2 separate regions of the Homo sapiens genome follow, and region 1 is linked to region 2. The links are chromatin contacts, found by Hi-C or POLR2A ChIA-PET in ENCODE. All regions are on one chromosome and are shown on one strand. Each heading gives the region's core, a stretch centred on a gene start or an enhancer-like site at or near the end of the contact. The rest is flanking DNA. Distances are from core to core; before and after follow the strand shown. Region 1 has its middle 35 kb from the start of CFAP300. Region 2 holds the start of CFAP300 (cilia and flagella associated protein 300).

Region 1 (7,588 bases), core at 1,571-4,070, 36 kb before region 2:
ATTAGTAACTTACATACATTTCACATGTATTACCTCAAAAAAGTCTCTACTACAAATCTGTGTTTACTTTCATTCTTCAGAGTTGCAGACTGAATTTCCTCAGTCATAACAAGACTTACAATAAAGTTATGAAATATAGCTTATTGCTATAATAGGAAAAATAAGAAAACATTCTATAAGGTGATAAACAGGGAAACTGTTAAATTATGGTACATTTATATGATGACTATTACACAGCCATTAAAATTATATTTTCAAAGAATATTTAATGAATTAAAGAAATAACAATGATTCGTTGCTAAGTGGAAAGAGAGGGACCTGGAGCTATACTTAGAGTGTCTCAACCATGGGAGGAAATAAACACATCAAGAAAGAAAAGCCAGGAAATTAATGCAATCAAATATCAGGAGTGGTTTCTCTGCAATCAGATTCCAGGTGATTTTCATTTTTTCTTAATACTTTTTTTTTATATTTTTCACACTATCTACATTGTGCATGTGTAACTTCAGAGAAGTCCAAAAAAATTAAAAGCAAATGAAATTGTCTCCTTTGATAAAAGTGTACACATGAAAGAGAAAGAATGCCCCTCAAAGTCTGCCTTTCCAGATGTCCTGTGTAGCTGAATTACAGACCCTGTAACAGATTTTCTATACTGGAGGATGAGTTTGCTTGTCACAAAAGCATCTTCCAGGGTATTCCTTATCTACAAATATTCGTAAAAGGAGGCCTGGACCTTCAGAATCAGAAGATGAGTAGGTATAATTTTGTGTTATCTCCTGTATATAAGTATCAGTCAAAACAAACTCTCCAAGAACTTTATCTTGGAAAGGTTACATCAGTCTGAGTTTTGTTCCATTGGATGGCCCTTTTTTTTTTTAATTTTTTTAAAGAGATGGGGTCTTGCCATGTTGCCCAGGCTAGTCTCAAACTCCTGGGCTCAAGCAATCTTCCTGCCATCCAGGCCAGGCACAGTGGCACTTTTGACTGCAAAGTATGAAAGCACTAAGAGTATTGCTCTACAGAATGGTAAATATGATATGCAATTTTAAATTAATTTATATTAAAAGGTTGCCAAAGTTATCAATGTTGCTTATATTTCCTAAAATGGATTATGACCTAAACAATATTTATGAACACCTAAAACTCATTAAAAATCTCTTTTCCATTTTTAATATTTTATCCTCATATTTTATTGTATATGCAGTCGTTGTCATAATGCCTTTCTTCCAGAGATTTTTTACAATGCCTTTTTTTAAAGATTAAGTAGAAAACTTTCCAAGAATTTCAAATAATTTTAAAGAAAGAAATTTATACATCAGCCACTCCATCTAACTCTTCATATTAAAGATGAAATCCAAGTACTTTTTAAATGACATTAGTTAAAGCTTCCAATGTCCACGGAAATAAAACTAGTATTTTGCCTTTTTGGTTTCTCCAGCCCAGCAAAGAAAGAATGAAAAAAATATTTGCAGAAAGTGAGAACTTTGTAAGTTACTGCATTGATCAGAAATCAATTCAAAGCTATGTAATACGTATTCACTCAATACAACTTTACTGAGTACCTCTTAAATCATCTCTATGCTTGGGACCAGGGACTCCAATAGAGATCAAATACAATCCCACTAATCAAAACATTTAGCCTATGAGATCTTAAAGACCGGCAAACAGGCAATTACAGCAAAGTGTGAGTGAACACAGATTATAATGAGATTGCCTAGAAGGGCCATCTAATCCAGGACTTGGGCTGTGAAGGCAGGCTTTCTGGAAAATGTGACTACCAAAGTGAGGGCTGAAGGATGGGTTAGACAAGCAAGGATGGAAGAGGATGTAATTTCAGGCATTAGAAACAGCATGTGTCAAACTCAGCCTGCTTTGCCCATACTTCATAAATCTCCAAATCAAACAGGGCTTTCAGGCAAGAGAGCAATTGGAAGCATTATTATACCTCTGCTCTTTCCTGAAGCCCTACTTAAATCACAAGGATTAAAAAGGACAGATAGCAGCCAGGCACGGTGGGTCATGCCTGTAATCTCAGCACTTTGGGAGGCTGAGGCAGACGGATCACCTGAAGTCAGGAGTTTGAGACCAGCCTGGCCAACCTAGTGAAACCCCGTCTCTACTGAAAATACAAAAAAATTATCCAGGCGTGGTGTCAGGCACCTGTAATCCCAGCTACTCGGGAGGCTGAGGCAGGAGATTCGGTTGGACCCGGAAGGCAGAGGTTGCAGTGAGCCGAGATCGCGCCACTGCACGACAGCCTGGGCGACAGAGTGAGACTCTGTCTCAAAAAAACAGAGAAAGAGATACCCTAGATGTCTCAATTGTTGTAAGTAATAATAAAATAAAAGGAGGGAGTACAAGACAAAGAGAAAACAAGGGAAGACAGCGCCAAAACTTGGAAGGTTAGAAAGCAGGTGATGAAGTGGTAACTGATTTAGATAATCAAAGAAAGCTAAAACCTATGCTGGCAGTAGGGGAAGCCTAAAGCAAGCCAGTCTTTCCTGCAAAACCAGAAAGGCCCAGGTTTGAAAGTCATCCGGTAGTTCTGCAAACTGGGGGTAAAGGTAAGACTGAAACAGTAATGATTAGTTGGAAGTCTGTTAGACAAACAGTTAAACCCCAGATCCAAATGTCATGCAAGACAGCTGGACCACTCTCCTTCTTTTGCCAAAGCAGGAACATTTAACTTTAAAACTATGAATAAACGAGAATTTCTTTAACCCATTAGAAGGCATTTAGTGGTTGCTGAGGGCTTGCTGCTGAGATAGTCCCGTCAGGACCTGAGGAGTCTTTCCCCAGCTGACAGGAATGTCGGCGGCTGACAGCTCTCAGCTGAGTCACTCTCCAGGCATTTCCCGCAGGCCAAGAGACTCCTCACACGGGGCCACACCCAGTCCCTGAGGGCCGCCCTTATCCAATGCCTGGTTGATGTGGGGCATGAAGTCCTGGCCCCTTTGCCTCAAGGTAGGTCCGTTTTGAAAGGCACGACTGCACACCAGCAAGAAACGACCAAAAAAAAAAATTTGTAACTTTTTAAAAGATACCATTTACAAAAATAACCAAATTTAAAATGCCAACTCTGAATCTTTAAAAAGATATGCAAGCCTTTTCTGGAAAAAAGATTAAAATATTGAAAGACATTTTAAAAGATTTAAATAAATGGATGTATATACCATATCCTTGGATTTGAAAACTCAATATCATGTCAGTTCCTCCCATTGATATTAAACATTCAATGCAATTCCAACTAAAACACTCAAGGCCTGTTTGTGGAATTTGACAAGATGATCTAAAAATTTATGTGAAAGAGGAAAGAACAAGAATAGCCCAGATACACCTGTGTCCGAAGACTAACGTGGAGGTACTTGCCCTATCAAATAACAAGACTTTTTGTTTTTCTCTCCTTTTTTTGACACAGAATCTTGCTCTGTCACCCACGCTGGAGTGCAGTGGCACTATCTCAGCTCACTGCAACCTCCACCTCCCGGGTTCGAGTGATTTTCCTGCCTCAGCCACCCAAGTAGCTGGGATTATAGGCATGCACCACCACGCCAGGCTAATTTTTGTATTTTTAGTGGAAACAGCATTTTGCCATGTTGGCCAGGCTGGTCTCAAACTTCTGGCCTCAAGTGATCCATCAACCTCAGCCTCCCAAAGTGTTGGGATTACAGGCGTGAGCCATGGCACCCAGCAAAAGCTCTTATAATTAAGATAATGTGGTACTGGCACAAGATACATATAAAAATCAATAAAGTACATATTAAAAATCAAAATACATATAAAAATAAATAAAAACTCTTGCAAATAAACCTGATTTACAGCAAAGCAGGCGTTGTATCAAGCTACAATAGCTATGGTAGTTATGAACACGCACCGCTCAGATTTCCTTTCAAGAGATAACCTGCGCAAAAGAGACTGTTGGCTGACAGCCCCTACCTGCTGTACCTCCTGCATCCACCATGGTGTTCACATCAATGCCTTTCTCCCCGCAGACTGTTCCCAGTGACTGAACATTGTGGAAGACTGTGGAAAATTGTGGGTGTCCCAGAAACAGACAATTCTTAACCAGTGAGGGACTTCTCTGGTGGATAGTCTTTACATATGGGTGCCTCAATAGGCCTGGGCAAGACTTCCTTTTTCAGAGCTACTTCTTCCTTCCCATGCTCTTTTCACATGTGTCAGACACACATCATAACATCATAACCTTTATCCTTCACAGGTGTTTCTTCCCAATAAATCTCATACACCTCTAATTCCATCTTGAGATCTGCTTTTCAGAGGAACTTAACTGACATAGTTGGTACCAGGAACAGTCCAAGAAAGCAGGCTAAAAGGTGGAGATTGGGGATGGAATCACTGAATGGCAAGGAAAACCCCATGCTGAGTGGAGAGTGGGTCACAGATTGTCCCTGGCTCAAGGTAGTGGCTCGACTGCCACTATTTCACAGGTGATGACCTGGGGAAACATTCCCTGAGAAAAACAGGCTTGCCAATTCAAGAATCCAGGCATTTAAAAGATGCAGTGGGACTAACACCTGCAAAGACAGTAGCTAGTTATTACTAAGTTGAATTGAAAACCTTCAGAGTGATGAGAAACTGAGAGCAGTTAACAACTAAAGGTTAAGTATGAGAGCCAGGATGCACTTGCGGTGGTATTGCTTACAAAGAGATCCTTATCACCCTGCAGTGGAAGAGAGCTCAGCTGCGGGGCAATCATAGGACTTAGAATAAGGAGCTGCAGAGGCATTTATCAGGCAAGGCAGATCTGTCACAAAAAGACCAGAGCCCTGAAACATCTGGGTGGGTAGCCCCAAGAATTCCTGGTCACTGGATTCCCAAATCGGTGCCTATCTCTCCTACCATTAGGAGACTGCAGGAACCAACAAGATCTCAGTGATGCTGCTGCCTCTTCCTGCAGATCCTTCTTGCAGATCCTTCAGACCTAGAACTTCCCCAGCTGTATTGGGCTGGGATTTAACACTAGTTATCTGCTTGTCAGCAGACGGAGGGTAACTGTGAGGGGTTTCTGGCTGCCTTGTGGTGGAAAGGCCTCAGTAGGGTCTTCTCAGGTGGAGTAAATGCTAGCTCTTAACAAGGAGTAGTGAGAGAGGGGCACTGATATCACGAAGAACTTCAGTGGTGGCTCTGCTCTGTAGGCCAGGACTGAAGGTATGAGAGGAGATCAAGCCTCCTCTATTACAGAGCTGGGCTCCTTAATTGTAGCGAGCATGATGAGCCCCCAGAGTAAGAGAGACCAGGTAACTGCCAGAAGCCAGGGGCCACAGTTACTCTAAAAACCAGCAAGGTTAAAGAAGCAGCAGAGGGGGCTTGGTTGTCAGGCAGTTGTAGAAATGATGAATATAATTTGGAGTTTCTAGGGTCCAAACAAGTTGGCACCCTACAAGGGTACTACTTAACATCTACAATCAAAACAAGTAAAGAATGGAGGAGTAGGTAGCTTAGGACAGTGGTCCCAATAAAAATTATAATATCTTGCTCAGTTTCCAGACCTGAGCCTTTTTATTTAAGACAGAGTCTTGCTCTGTCGCCCAGGCTGGAGTGCAGTGGCACGATCTCGGCTCACCACAACCTCCACCTCCTGGGTTCAAGTGATTCTCCTGCCTCAGCCTCCTAAGTACCTGGGATTACGGGCACATGCCACCATGCCCGGCTACTTTTTTATATTTTTGATAGACACAAGGTTTCACCATGTTGGCCAGGCTGGTATCAAACTCCTGACCTCAAGTGATTCGCCCACCTCGGCCTCCCAAAGTGCTGGGATTACAGGCATGAGCCACCGCACCCGGCCTGAGCCAATTTTTTTTTTTTTTTTTTGAGACGGAGTCTCACTCTGTCGCCCAGGCTGGAGTGCAGTGGGCGCCATCTCAGCTCACTGCAAGCTCCGCCTCCCGGGTTCACGCCATTCTCTCGCCTCAGCGCCCCCGGAGTAGCTGGGACTACAGGCGCCCGCCACAGCGCCCGGCTAATTTTTTGTATTTTTAGTAGAGACGGGGTTTCACCGTGTTAGCCAGGATGGTCTCGATCTCCTGACCTCGTGATCCACCCGCCTCGGCCTCCTAAAGTGCTGGGATTACAGGCGTGAGCCACTGCGCCCGGCCCCTATTTTTAAACTGAAACCCATTAAATGATAAGATGGCCGGGTCTCCAGGAAGAAGGACCCTGCAATTCCCCCAAGAAATATATACTGCAAAGATTCCCTCAGTCGTTGTCTTAAGGGACCTATGGTCATTTCTGTGGGAATACACTGAGGAAAGGGGAATAACCAAATATTTGAGGACTACTGAAGCGGGATCTTGGGCCATGATGTTCTTAAGCTACTAGACGATACGATCTACTAAAACAAGGGAGTAAACCAAGAAAACAAAGATAAGAAATCTGAGAGGCAAGAGAGCTGCAGTGGCCATGAGAATGCACTTTGCAGCCCTCCAGCTACGGAGCATAACTGATCAAAGACCTTAGCTGAGGTGCTCTGAAACCCATCCCAGCCCAGAGGATAGGTTCTCAAAGGATGCAGAGCAACAAGGAAAAGGCAAAACACAAACAGAAATCCCCAGGGTGACGGTAAAGGAAAAATTCAGCTGTGCGGCAAGCCTACAAAGCAACCAGTCAAGACAAGTACAGAAGGAATGGCCACAAGAAGATAAAATTGATAGGAAATCTACTAAGTTTGAGTTACTAAGAGGATGTGTGCAATCTGGAAGAGAAAGAATTAGTGATAAATTACGTAGAAAACTAAACAGAAAAATCATAATTTGTATGACAACCAAAACAAAAATGTGAACAAGGAATAATAAATATTCATAGTATACTAGATGACAACAGCAAAAATTATATTTAGTCATAATAATGCAAATGTTCAATATTGATCTAACAAAAATTAATAAGAATTTTAGTAGGCTGGGAGAATGGGAAGTGTGAGGGAGACAGGTAGAGAATATACTAAGAGGTTAACAGGTAATATATGAAACAAATACCAAGAATGACAGGATAAGCATGTTATTTAGAAATATGGAAGTAAATACTATAAGAAAAAGCTAAAAGAATATTATCTAGGGAGAAGAAATGGAGAGGGATACTGCTAATTATTCCATAATAATAAGACTTGTATTTTATGTTTAAGCTATCTGTAACTTTGATAAACTTTAAATTCAAAATAATTATTGAGCAATACATTTTTGGTTTTTTTGTTTTGTTTTTTTAAATAGAGATGGGGGTCTTGCTATGTTGCTTAGGCTGGTCTTGAACTTCTGTCCTCAAGGAATCCTCCCATCTCAGCCTCCCATAGTGCTAGATTACAAGAATGAGCTACCACACTGGGCCAAAAAACAATTAAAATGCTTTTTTTAAAGCAATGAAATTGCAATAATTTGACAATAATATGTGAATATACAGAGTTTTAAGAAATTAATAAAAGTCAAACACCACAATTAAACAAATGATTCATAAAATAACTAAAAATGTGAATAACAATGTATTGTTGACATTTTATCTCGGATTTTAAAAAATGAAAGTTAAAAAAAAGGAGACCATTTCTAGATACACACATACTCAAAAGAATTGAAAACAT
Region 2 (6,807 bases), core at 3,552-6,051:
GGATCACCTGGGGCCAGGAGTTCGAGACCAGCCTGACCAACATGGTGAAACCGTGTGTCTACTAAAAATACAAAAATTAGCCGTCGTGGTGGCGCATGCCTGTAATCCCAGCTACTCGGGAGGCTGAGGCAGGAGAATCACTTGAACCTAGGAGGCAGAGGTTGTGGTGAGCCAAGGTCACCCCATTGCACTCCAGCCTGGGCAACCAGAGCAAAGCTCCATCTGAAAAAAAAAAAAAGAATAACATCGATAAACCACTGGCAAGGGTGGTCAAGAAAAAAAGAAAATAAATAAATCATCAATATTAAAACTAAAAAATAACGCCATTATAGATTCCACAAACATTTAAAAGATAAGTTTTTAAATGTAAGAAATAATATTATGCTAATAAAATTGAAAATCTAGATGAGGTGTTCAAATTCCTTAAAAACTATAACAGTCATAGATGGAGTTTTCTTTTTGGCACAATTTTAAAAAGCATTTAAGAAATACATATTACCAATATTATAGAAAGTTTAGGCTGGGCACGGTGGTTCACGCCTGTAATCCCAGCACTTTGGGAGGCCGAGGCAGGAGGATCACTTGAGGTCATGAGTTCAAGACCAGCCTGGTCAACATGGAGAAACCCAGTCTCTACTAAAAATACAAAAATTAGTCAGGCATGGTAATGTACACCTGTAATCCCAGCTACTCAGGAGGCTGAGGTAGGAGAATCTCTTGAACCTGGGAGGCGGAGGTTGCAGTGAGCCAAAATCGTGCCACTGCACTCCAGCCTGGGCGACAGAGGAAAACTTCATCTCAAAAAAAAAAAAAAAGTTTAGCAATAGAAAATTAGACAAAACTTTTCAACTCCTTGTAGAAGGTCAGGAAAACATTAATAGTAGTAAAACTTAACAAGCATATAACGGTCAGGAAGATCACAAACCAATATCTCTCATGAACATAGAATCAAACATCTTAAACATGGTATTATCACATTTAATAATGTGCTTTTAAGAAAAGTATAACAAACTGGGGCTTATTATATAAATGCAAAGTTGGCTTCACAGTAACAAAACAAATTAGTTTACTACATTAACAGAATAAAGAAGAAAAAACATATGGTCAATTTGGTAAATGTGAAAAAAATTAACGCTTTTACATAATTTTTTAAATCTCAAAAAAAATTGATGGAAATTTTCTCAATTTGATAACAGGTATCAACTAAAACACCTACAGTTTATACCCTATGTAATGGTAAAAAAAAATTTAATCAAAAAATAAACATAAACATAAACACAAAAATAAATAACCCAAAACCGAACATTTTTGCTATGATGTTGTAAACAAAGCAAGAATGTCCTCTACTACCACTTCTTTTTTAACATTATCCTGGACATCATAGCCAGTGCACTAAAGTAATTGGGGGCAGCTGGGGGGGTGGCACAAATATTAAACAAAATGAAGTAAAGCTCTTCTTATAACCAGATACCACAATTGTGTATAGAGAAACTCCAAAAAAAACTAACAATCCATGAGAAATAAAAAGATAATTTAGCAAGGTGTCTGGATACAACATCAATATACAAAATAAATTGTATAACTATATAATACAACAAACAGGAAGAAAATAAGCATTTTAAAGTGTCACTTATAATAGCACCAAAAAAATGCAATTTTTTTTTTTTTTGAGACAGATTCTCACTTCGTCACCCAGACTAGAGTGCAGTGGTGTGATCTCGGCTCACTGGAACCTGCACCTCCGGGTTCAAGTGATTCTCATGCCTCAGCCTAGTATCTGGGATTACAGGCATGTGCCATCACACTCAGCTAATGTTTTTGTATTTCCAGTAGAGACAGGGTTTCACCATGTTGCCCAGGCTGGTCTTGATTCCTGGTCTCAAGTGATCTGCCTGCCACAGCCTCCCAACATGCTGGGATTACAGGCATAAGCTACCACTTCCGGACTAAAATAGGGTTTTTCAACCTTGGTACTATCAACATTTTGAGCCAGATCAGTCTTTGTTGTGGGGGCCTATCCCGTACATTGCAGGATGTTTAGCAGGATAGTTGATCTTTACCCACTAGATGCCAACAGCACTTCTCACCTCAGTTGGGACATATCTCAACATTGTTGAGTGTCCCTGAGGGAAGCAAAATTAACCTTGATTGAGAATCATTGATCTAATGAAAGATATCAATACTCTTCCACTCAATACTATAAAATATTGTTGACAGAAATTAAAGATCTAAATAAATAGATATTTATTATAGTTTAGAAGACAATATTGTTACAAGGTTAATTCTCCTTAAATTCATGTAGATAGTCAATGCAATTCCAATTAAAATCCCATCAGATGGGCAGGGCACAGTGGCTCACGCCTGTAATCCCAGCACTTTGGGAGGCTGAGGCAGGTGGATCACCGGAGGTCAGGAGTTCAAGACCAGCCTGGTCAATGTGGTGAAACACCGTCTGTACTAAAAATACAAAAATTAGCCAGGCGTGGTGGCGGGCACCTATAATCCCAGCTACTCCAGAGGCTGAGGCAGGAGAATCACTTGAACCTGGGAGGCGGAGGTTGCCATGAGCCGAGATCACGCCATTGCACTCCAGCCTGGGTGACAAGAGTGAAACTCTTGTCTCAAAAAAAAAAAAAAAAAAAAATCCCATCAGGTTTCTTTGATGGAAAATGATAAACCCAATTTAAAATTTATACAGAAATGAAACAGCAACAGCCTATGCAATCTTGAAGAAAAAGAATAACAAAGTTAGACAACTTATACCATCAGATATCACATCTTTATATAATCCTACAGTAATTAACACAATGTGGCATTTGTGTAAGGACAGTCCAATAAACTGAATAGAAAGAACAAAAACACTCACTTGATTTTTTTTTTAAGTGCCACAGCAATTCACTGGATTAGAAATAGTCTTACCAATATATAGAGCTGCGTCTACTGAAAAACCACAGGGAAAGAACTAATCTTCAGCTTCAAAAAATTATTTTGAGATGGATTATGGACATAAATGCGAGACTATCTTCTTGACTTTGTTTAGGCAGAAATCAAACCTGACACATAAAAAAGAAAGTTGATAAATTCAACTTCATTAAAATTAAGAATTTCTGAGCATCAAAGCTACAGGCAAGCTACAAGCAAAGAGAATGTTCGCAATATGTATATCTGGCAATGGGCTCATATCCATATTATATAAAAACTTCCTAAACATTAGTAAGAAAAAGACTGACAACCCTTCTTCCTCCTAATGGACAAAACACTCAAATAGGCATTTCACTAAAGAAGATATCCAAATGACCCAGCATATTGCAAAGTTGCTCAGCAACATTAACTATCAAGGAAATGCAAACTGAAATCACAATAAAAAATTAATACAAACTCCCTAGAATGGCTAAAATTTTAAAAGACTGGCAATACTATGTGTTGGCAAGGATGTTGAACAACGGGAAATCTCATTCATTGCTGGTTGGGATGTAAACTGATCTTTAGAAAACTTTTTGACAGTATGTAGTAAAGCTAGACATACTTATGCCATGTAACTGAGCAATTCCAATCCTGGATGTATTTCCAACAGAAATGGTGCATAAGTCCATCTAAAGGCATACACAGGAATGTTCATAGCTGCTTTCATAACAACCTCAAAGAGGAAACAGCCCAAAAGGATAAACTGTAGTATAGTCAAGTAACAGAATACTAAACATCAATGAAAAGGAATAATCTATCTCTCTCTCCCTCTGTTTCTCTTTTTTGTCTTTGTTCCCTGTCTCTTCTTCTGCTAATGCTGTTAAAAAATAATCAAGTTCTTAAGGGCTAGGGGAAAAGGAGAGAAAGCAACGAGATGGAAAAGAACTATCCCTCCATTCTGAAGTCCAAATGCACTGCTATAAGGCAAAAATAAAAACCATAGAAACAGGCCGGGTGCGGTGGCTCAAGCCTGTAATCCCAACACCTTGGGAGGCCGAGGCGGGCGGATCACTCGAGGTCAGGAGTTCGAGACCAGCCTGGCCAACATGGGGAAACCCTGTCTCTACTAAAAATACAAAAACTTAGCCTGTAATCCCAGGTACTCAGGATGCTGAAGCAGGAGAATCACTTGAATCCGGGAGGCGGAGGTTGCAGTGAGCCGAGATCGCGCCACTGCACTCCAGCCTGAGCAACAGAGCGAGACTCCATCTCAAAAAAAAAAAAAAGTAGAAACGAAGATAATTTTCAATAGAAAATAAGAAAAGTGTGTTTTCTATTAAACAGCACGCATACCAGAACAAAAGTGGTCTAAAAAACAAAAATAAATAAACAGCATGTTGTAATGTACTGTGTATGGAAACATTTTTTTTTTTTTTTTGGCCTTCAAGTGTACATTTTAAGGAAAAAAAAAAAAAAACAGATGGTAAAACAGAATAGTTTCCTAAGTAGTCACATAGACATTTGTCTTCCAAAATAGATAAACCTAATTAATTCAGAATAATCTTTTCTTCAGAAACGTTTGAGTCATCAAACGTAGATAACTGTAAATCTGAGGTTATAGCTCTTGAGACTAGAATATTAACCCATGCTGAGTAATTATTATTAAAAGTTAATGTCAACAAGTATCGATTGGCAATTTGTCTCCATCCCCGACCCCTAGTTTCCCTAACCGCCAAGCCCGGGGTTGGGGAGTGGAGTGGCACAAGCTCCTGGGAAAGACAGGCTAACCTCCCTCCCTGCACCCGCGGCGGCAAGGCCGGAACTCCTGGGTCCCTAGAGACGTGTGGCCCCGCCCCCGCAGCGTCGCTCCGACACGACGGCCGCCGCGTCTCCATGGAAACGGCCCAGGCATCCACCCAGCCGAGAGCACGATGGCTACTGGGGAGCTCGGGGACTTGGGTGGCTACTACTTCAGGTTCTTGCCTCAGAAAACCTTCCAGTCTCTGAGCTCTAAGGAGATCACCAGCCGGCTCCGCCAGTGGTGAGGAACCGAGGCACAGGGAGAGAAGAGGCCCTTGGTCTTCGCGGCTGTGGAGGCGCAGGCCGGGCGTCGAGGGGCCCGCGCGGGTCGGCGCCATTCTGAGTGAACCCTGAGGCTTCCTGAGTGAACCCCGAACCACCCGGGAAGGGCGGATGCTGTGGGTGGGATCGGTTATCGGTGCGCTCTGAGAGGGTGCCAGCCCCCAGATGATTTCTTTTTCCTCCTCTGCCCCAGGTCCATGCTGGGCAGAATCAAGGCGCAGGCGTTCGGCTTTGACCAGACCTTTCAGTCCTATCGGAAGGATGATTTCGTTATGGTTAGTATGGGGGTCGGAGAGTTCCCTGGGTCTCTGCGGATTTTTAAACTTCCCCCCAAGTTGGCATAGATTCTTGTGAACACGCTATTCCTTACTGACGTCGTTTTCTTGGCGTTTGGGAGTAATAAAAGGTGCAAATGATTTTTTTAAAGGAACTTTTACGTTTCGAATCAGTCATCATAAATTTGTTTGCCATTTAGTTCATTCTTTCTCTACTTTCAGCATCTTGTATCTTGCCTCGGGGAACTTTGCAGTTCTGGAAGATCGCGCGCTCTCTAGAAGATTAGTTTCTCCCTTTGTTTATTTTTGTTTCATTTTATTTTGTTTTATTTTATTTTATTTACTTATTTTTTGAAACAGGGTCTTTCTCTGTCACCCAGGCTGAATAAAGTGCAGTAGCACCATCTCAGCTCACTGCAGCCTGGACCTCCCGGGCTCAAGCTTCCTGAATAGCTGGGACTACAGGTGCAGGCCACCACGTCCAGCTAATTAAAAAAAATTTTTTTAGAGGCAGAGTCTCACTATGTTACCCAGGCTAGTCTTGAATCCCCGGGCTCCCAAAGTGCTGGGGAGTACAGGCGAGCCACCACCCCCAGCCTCTCTTTTTCAATAGGCACATCTCATTTTAAAATATTTTAAATATTATCACACAGCTTTATCGCCGCTTTATTTACTAGCTCCAAATTACTTTCGATTTTTTTCTCAACATCACACCCACTCTGAGAACTGGGCTTCAGGCTCTACCAACAGTTCCAAATGAGGAATTCCCCCAAAAAAGTATGAAGCCGTAGCACAGTGATTTGAATAAGTCTTTTGACTACTAGAGGTGACTACTTTGAGAGAGGTAAAACTCACTTGAAAGTTTAAGTTTTGGTGTGTTTGTTAAAATTTAGTCCATTATTTTCAATCCTGTTTTTTTTTTCTCCTCAATCAAATGGAAAATACTGTTACAGTTTATGAAGTTATCTTCATTCTCTGCCATTCATGTCCTTCATGCATTGACTGTAGTTTATAGTTTGGCATAACAAACACTTCCTGAGGGCCTATCATGTGCTAGGAATTCCTTCCAGTGCTGGGGATACGAGGAGGAACAAGACAAGAGCCCAGCTGTCAAAGATTGTACGGGCCTTGGCAAGACTACAATAAATGAAAAAACAATCTGATTATTTCATATAGTGATAAGGGCAGTAAAGAAAATAGGAGGAAATGGAGAAAGGAGAACATTAGGTAGGATTGTGTCATAGTTCTGGAGGCTAGAAGTCTTAAATCAAGGTGCTGGCAGGGCCATCATTCCTCTGAAACCTGTAGGGGAGAATCCATCCTTGCCTCTTCCTGCCTTCTGGCGGTTGCCACCCTCCCTTGGCGTCCTTTAGTTTGCAGCTGCAGAACTTTCTTCTCTTCCTGTCAGTCCCATAGCCTTTTCCCTTCATATGTCTGCATCTCTTCTTCTTATAGAGACACCAGTCATATTGAATTAAGGGCCCCGCATAACCTCATCTTAATTAATTACATCAGCAACAACGCTAATTCCAACTAAGGTCACTTT

Evidence for each region. Hi-C counts contacts between places; a loop is a spot of excess contacts on that map. ChIA-PET counts read pairs that join two places held with the same protein, here RNA polymerase II (POLR2A). Pooled maps may share reads with other maps.
Region 1: a map of mammary epithelial cell shows a loop between it and region 2 (2.2-fold over the local background). The contact joins the enhancer-like site here to the promoter of CFAP300 in region 2. A Hi-C loop is called at or near these places in 2 of 168 maps with a recorded cell type or tissue (Caco-2 and mammary epithelial cell) and 2 of 50 pooled maps. POLR2A ChIA-PET finds 5 or more read pairs at or near these places in 3 of 52 experiments (A549, MCF 10A and WTC11).

The regions. Positions count from the first base shown.
Region 1 is chr11:102,008,436-102,016,023 of GRCh38, forward strand. No RefSeq gene overlaps it. Among named protein-coding and RNA genes, the nearest start is that of CFAP300, 35 kb to the right of the region's middle. RefSeq lists enhancers at 1,576-2,202, 2,488-3,687. Within about 2 kb of position 2,821, at least 6 of the 41 ENCODE cell types and tissues checked have a DNase peak (open chromatin) inside an H3K27ac peak, as active enhancers do; they include mammary epithelial cell, where a contact is called at or near this core.
Region 2 is chr11:102,042,636-102,049,442 of GRCh38, forward strand. CFAP300 (cilia and flagella associated protein 300) reads left to right here and starts at 4,802. Exons shown (of 7, transcript NM_032930.3): 1 at 4,802-4,945; 2 at 5,180-5,261. The coding sequence starts at 4,836.